2 separate regions of the Homo sapiens genome follow, and region 2 is linked to region 1. A link is a loop called in an ENCODE intact Hi-C map of the cell type or tissue named here. Cell type or tissue: body of pancreas. All regions are shown on one strand. Links, peaks and the distances in the headings refer to the core of each region. The heading gives the core; the rest is flanking DNA.

Region 1 (2,930 bases), core at 145-2,644:
TCACTTGAGCCCAGGAGCTCAAGGTGGCAGTGAGCCATGGCTGCACCACTGCGCTCCAGGTTGGGTCACAGAGTGAGACTCTGTCTCTTTAAAAAAAGCGGGGAAGGGGCACGGATATCTTTACCGCACGTTGCAGTGTCTTCCTAAGAACCAGTTGCCCTAATGGATATGCTTTGTGTCGTCACTTGTCGAGCTGTAAATGTTAGGCTGCTTTTTTTGTTTTACACTGATGGTGGACTTTTAAAAGTACAATTGAAGGTCTGTTATTGTTTCATTTGTCCAGGTTGAAGCAAATAATTTATGGTATTTACTCGAAAGAGTGTGTGATTGAAAGCAGACAGGCCTGGGTTTGCAGTGTGGCTTCAATTTACTAGATGTGAAGCTTTGGACACAGGTAACTAGCCTCAGTTTTGTTTTTTTGTCTATCAACTGCATAATGTGTTCCTGACAGGGTTATTGTAGGGTTAGTAATGAGGGTGAGGTGCTTAATAAACGACGCCTGTTCTGTAAATTTAGGTAAAATATGAATTATAAGAGCAGTGATTTAAATACATGCCGTTATGGTGCATTGGTCCATTTTTATACTTCTGTGAAACACTAGACTGGGTAATTTATAAAGAAAAAAGGGTTTAATGGACTCACAGTTCCACATGGCTGGGGAGGCCTCACAATCATGGTGGAAGACAAAGGAGGAGCAAAGACACATATTACATGGAGGCACGTAAGAACGTGTGCAGGGAAACTGCCGTTTATAAAACCATTAGATCTCTCTTGAGACTTACTCACTGTCACGAGCAGCAGAGGAGAAACCCGCCCCCGTGATTCAGTTACCTCCCACTGGGTCCCTCCTGTGACACGTGAGGATTATGGGAGCTACAGTTCAAGATGAGATTTGAGTGGGGACACAGCCAAACCATATCATATGATCTCTCCCTAATTTTCTTTTCTCTTTTTTTTTTGAGGTGGAGTCTCACTCCATCGCCCAGGCTGGAGTGCAGTGGCGCGATTTCCACTCACTGCAAGCTCCACCTCCCGGGTTCACGCCATTCTTCTGCCTCAGCCTCCCGAGTAGCTGGGACTACAGGTGCCCGCCACCACGCCTGGCTAATTTTTTTTATTTTTAGTAGAGACAGGGTTTCACTGTGTTAGCCAGGATGGTCTTGATCTCCTGACCTTGTGATCCGCCCGCCTCGGCCTCCCAAAGTGCTGGGATTACAGGCGTGAGCCACCGCACCCGGCCCCTAATTTTATTTGCAGTACAACTAATGTTGGTGATTATTTGTGCCAAAAAATATTGCTATTTACATCTGGTCTGCTCAATGATGTGGAGGTGTGGGTGCATCTAGCCCTTGAACAGTTTTCATAGCCTGTAACATCTGTATGAAAATGCAGCATTTAACATTAGGGTGGATGTGGGCTCTCCAGTTGCAAAGTCTGAAAGCTAGAGACATTTTATACCTGGAAGCTGTATCTTGCATCTTAGGGCTATATTGCATTTTAAAAACTTTTGTCTTAGTTGCCGATAATCCCAGGCATTAATGACTTTGGCAGGCTTTCTGGAAAGAAAAGCAATCACAAACCATTCTTTCCATGAACAGAATGGCCAGAGTCACTGTATATTTGTATGTGTGGATATACATGTACATATACATATACAGATATTGACTTAGTGTTGAACATTTAGTGATTATTGCTTGTATTGAACTGATTTGTATTAATGACTCAGTGAAACAATTAACCTCTTTACTCAGAAACAAGCATTGCGGTTAGGTTCTTTCTCAAAGTCTGATCCATTAGTTTCATGGATGGGGTGTGAATCAAACTTGACGTTGATTTTTGAAGATTCAGAACTAACTTCCCACTCTATCGAAAGAGTGACAACCACAAGGCTCATTTTAAAGCTTTCAGTCTCCAGTTGACCTCCTCTAGGAGTGGGTAGTGCAGGGGCACAGCTCCCATAGGGCGTCTTCAAAGCCTCAGTGATCAGGCATCAGTAACAACCTCCTGTTTGTGGAAGGTTTGCAGAAGGTTGTCAAGCACTGTCCTGAAAGAGCTGTGTTCTCTGGTCCCCTGAAGAGCCCAAACCACCCATTCTGTTTATGTGTGTTCAGCTGATCAGCTCCTATGCTCAGTCCAGTAACTTCCAGTTCCAGCAGATCTTCCCACAAGGACCAGGATTTACCAGGAGAGATTTCCATGGAGGAAAAAAGAAATGAAACTTGGTTACGAGTTCACAACATTTTCAGTGTTAAGATTGATCTTTCTTAAGACACATTAGGACATCTTATACTTTTAATATTTTCATCATTGGTATAGAAATTCTGTAGGAGCACTTAGGAGCCAAGAAGAAGAACATTTTATGCATTTGACTACTGGGAAGTTGGTGAAGGTTTCTTCTTTAACATCTGTTCTCCTTGGTAGCCTATTGAAACAGGCTCCAGATGAGTCCTGGTCAAGTGAGTAGCTCGTTCTCTTGATGGGATAGTGTAGGCAGAGTGGAGAGAACCTACATGCTGGATTGGGGGATGAGTTGCCATATCTGTGCCCTTTCCAGTAGACCATTGTGTGCAGGTAAGGTTGACCGAAGCATCATCATCACCCCATTTTGTGCCAACCCTTATTTTTCCATAAGGATTCACATTTTTATTTGTTGTGTTTCTTGTACTTAATCTTACCTAGGATAAACACATCTTCAGGAGATTTCTTTTTGTTCATTTTTTTTTTTTTTTTTTTTTGTCTGAGGCTCGGATGTTGGGCACCTTGTTCTTTATTGTTAGTCAATTCCTGTTTTTAAGAATAAATACAGGATTAGCATGAGTGGTAAAAATCCAGGAACAAAGGGAATAGCAGGACGAGAATGGACAATTAGGGTGTCTGAGTATAGGAGAGATTTTTTTTTCTTGAACCTTAATATTAATTGAATAAAGTAA
Region 2 (2,930 bases), core at 103-2,602, 57 kb after region 1:
CATAACAGATGTGTAAAGAGAGTTTAGCATTGTGCCTGGCATGAGTGGGTGCCCAACACATATGGTAGTTGTTAATATCATTATCATCACTGTGCTCTTAACAAGGCCAAGGAGAAAGGGTTTCCTTTGCATTATTGCTAAGGAGGGTTTTCCACTGGATCTGAGAAGTGGATTTGTTTTTTTGGGTCCTGTTGTGTAATTCCAGTGCAAGGTGAAGCAAGCAGCTCCATGGTGTGAAAGGAAGCAGGCTCCCCGGAACTATTAAAGGGATAGGTGAAAACATAAATAAATAAATAATACCTCTTATGGCATAATATTTAGAATAAAAACAAATAAAATAAAGGGATGAGTGAACAGGAGGAAGGGGGAGGAGGCATCTTCCAGCCAGGACATAGTGCCCGTGGCTGAACGAGAGGCTAATTAATTCGCATCCTTCACATCTTCTGGCACTTAAATGACAACTTTAATATGGGTAAAATAATCTTTTTTTAAAAATTATTTTATATGATAGAGATGGGGTCTCGCAATGTTGCTCAGGCTACTCTTGAACTCCTGGCCTCAAATGATCCCCCTACCTCAGCCTCCCAAAGTGCTGGGATTACAGGCGTGAGCTCCCATGACCGATTTAATATGAGTAAAGGAATCTTAATAACTTCCTTCTAAAAGGGAGAAGAAGACCTCTGCACCTTCATTTCCTTAATCTGGTTTTATACCTGTGTGTCTTATAAACTACCCCCCAAAAACCTACAAACTTTCTAAATAATAAGAATCTGTAAGAATTCTGAAAATTATCAGTCTGCATCTACATCCTCGTTCCCATACTGACTTATAATTTACAGCATCCTAATTTTTATTTGTCTCCTTTTATTACCAATCTAAATTTTTTAAAAATTTAGACTTTCAAAGTCTGTCTCTGACACACTTTAGCAATTGAGAGCTTATTAATTTTTCTGAAATTGTGTGGAAGAAATTGGCCAACTTAAAATAGGAAGCATTAAGAATTGACATGAAAGTCCAAATAATTGCCTAACTTCATATTTTATTTAATCATTTTCAGTACTCAGCAAGGCATCAGCTTTAGATGGATTCAATTTGGATTCACAAACTTAATTTTTTTTTCTTTTCAGTAGGAATATGCAATTGATTTGCTGGCAATTGATCAGGCTAAAAGGAGGGAGTAGAATTAGTCACCAGGCAAAGCCCCCACTGGGGGGGTTCCTGTTATTTAATAGTCTGCATTTACCTGTTCCCTTCATTGTTCCTTGGAAGAGACTCTCCACTGGCTCTCTGAGGCATCCAGAGGAATAAACTGGGCATGACTAATGTACACGCAAATTGTCCTGCACCCGTGGACACTTCACCCAGAGTCCGGTGGCATCTAGCACGCTACACTGGACGAGACCCTGGCAGGTGGCCATTGAGGAGCCTGCGTGGCTCTGTGCTTGGAGGCACAGTGATTGTTCCTCATGACTGCTTGGCACTTGGCCAGGGGACCATATGCCTGGAGTTGTGTAATGCAGTGGGATACCTGGCCAGTTTCCCCAACCCTCAGGGGGCTTCCTGGTCTTTTTAACCAACCACATATGCATAGGCTATATTCGAAGGACCAAGCTGATGAAAACAATATCAGCTTGTGGGAAGAGACCCAAGAAATCGGTGAATAACTTCCATTGAATTGTCATTGCAATCCCACATAGGAGATCTGTGATAGTCTCTTTTCTCTGACGTCTTTAAAATACAAGTTTTATTTTCCTGACCTTTTTTTTTCCATTTTAAAGGAAATAGTACTTACTGTAGATCATTTATGAAAAGCCACAAAGAAAGAAAATGAAAATCACTAATAATTCTGTCACCTGAACATGATGACCATTAACATTTGGGGGTGTACTGCTCCAGGCCACTTTCCTTATATGTATATATGTTATATATTATTATGTTATATATATGTGTTATATATTAGTATTTAATATGTATGTTAACATAAACATACATGTTATGTATATAACATAAAAAGTATGTTATATCTTAAATATAAATATATTTTAAGCATTTTGAGATCACTAAATATATGCTGTCTGTAACCTGTATTTTCTTTATAGTGTATTATGAGCATTTCCTATATCCTTAAATAGTCTTCAAAAGCATGACTGTGTCTAGAAATATAGTATACAACATGAGGACTATAATGAGTCCTATTGTATTGTGTACTAGTGATTTGTTAAGAGCATAGCTTTTAGGGATGCTAACCCTAAATAAAATAATAAAAATAATAAGAAAGAAAGGTAACTGTATGAGATGATGGTTATGTTGATTTGCCTAACTGTAGCAATCATTTCACTATGTGTATTCTGAGATGAGCATATCAAAACATCATGTTGTGTATCTTAAATATATACAATAAAATAAAAGGAAAAAATTGTAATACCTCCATAGTACTCACTCACGATGATAGAAGGTGCGGTGAAGAGTATTCTCATTTATAAATCTTGGTGCATGTCTCTTGTCCTTAGGGTATGTTCTCAGAGGTGGAATTACACCTCTCAACCTATGCCTTTGTAAGGCCAAGTTGCACCACCATCCCCCTGCACCCCCTGCCATGCTGCGGGTTTCTCATGCCCCTTCATGTGCACAGAAGTGCCCGTCTCCCTGGGTTCATGCTAACACTGAGTGCCCTACTTTTTTGAGTCTATAAATGTCTAAGTGAAAAAAAATCTTGTTTTAATTGTCAGTAATTGTGTTTATTGGCCGTTTGTTTATTTTATTAAGATGTGTTTTCTGTTGCTTGCAAGATACTACTCTTTTGTCTGTCACGTGTTAGAAAAATCTTTTTTCCAGTTTGTCATTTGCCTTTTAATACTATAAGTGGTTTCTTTTGATGTATTCTTTTTAAAAGTTAAAAATCTTACCAATCTATCAATCTTTTCTCTGGA

What was found. Peaks named below come from ENCODE experiments on the same cell type or tissue, not always from the same donor. Only the 100,000 strongest peaks of a DNase experiment are listed, where the experiment ranks them.
Region 2: it touches region 1 in a loop (2.2-fold over the local background); 8 of 110 quality-filtered maps call a loop at or near these places.

What each region holds. Positions count from the first base shown.
Region 1 is chr18:8,713,856-8,716,785 of GRCh38, forward strand. The region is part of intron 1 of MTCL1 (microtubule crosslinking factor 1); the gene reads left to right. Among named protein-coding and RNA genes, the nearest start is that of GACAT2, 7.7 kb to the left of the region's middle. In body of pancreas, for the core only: no CTCF peak of the experiment used is centred there; no DNase peak of the experiment used is centred there.
Region 2 is chr18:8,770,663-8,773,592 of GRCh38, forward strand. All of the region lies in intron 3 of MTCL1 (microtubule crosslinking factor 1), which reads left to right. Among named protein-coding and RNA genes, the nearest start is that of GACAT2, 65 kb to the left of the region's middle. RefSeq lists enhancers at 906-1,406, 1,407-1,907. In body of pancreas, for the core only: no CTCF peak of the experiment used is centred there; a DNase peak (open chromatin) is centred at 1,459.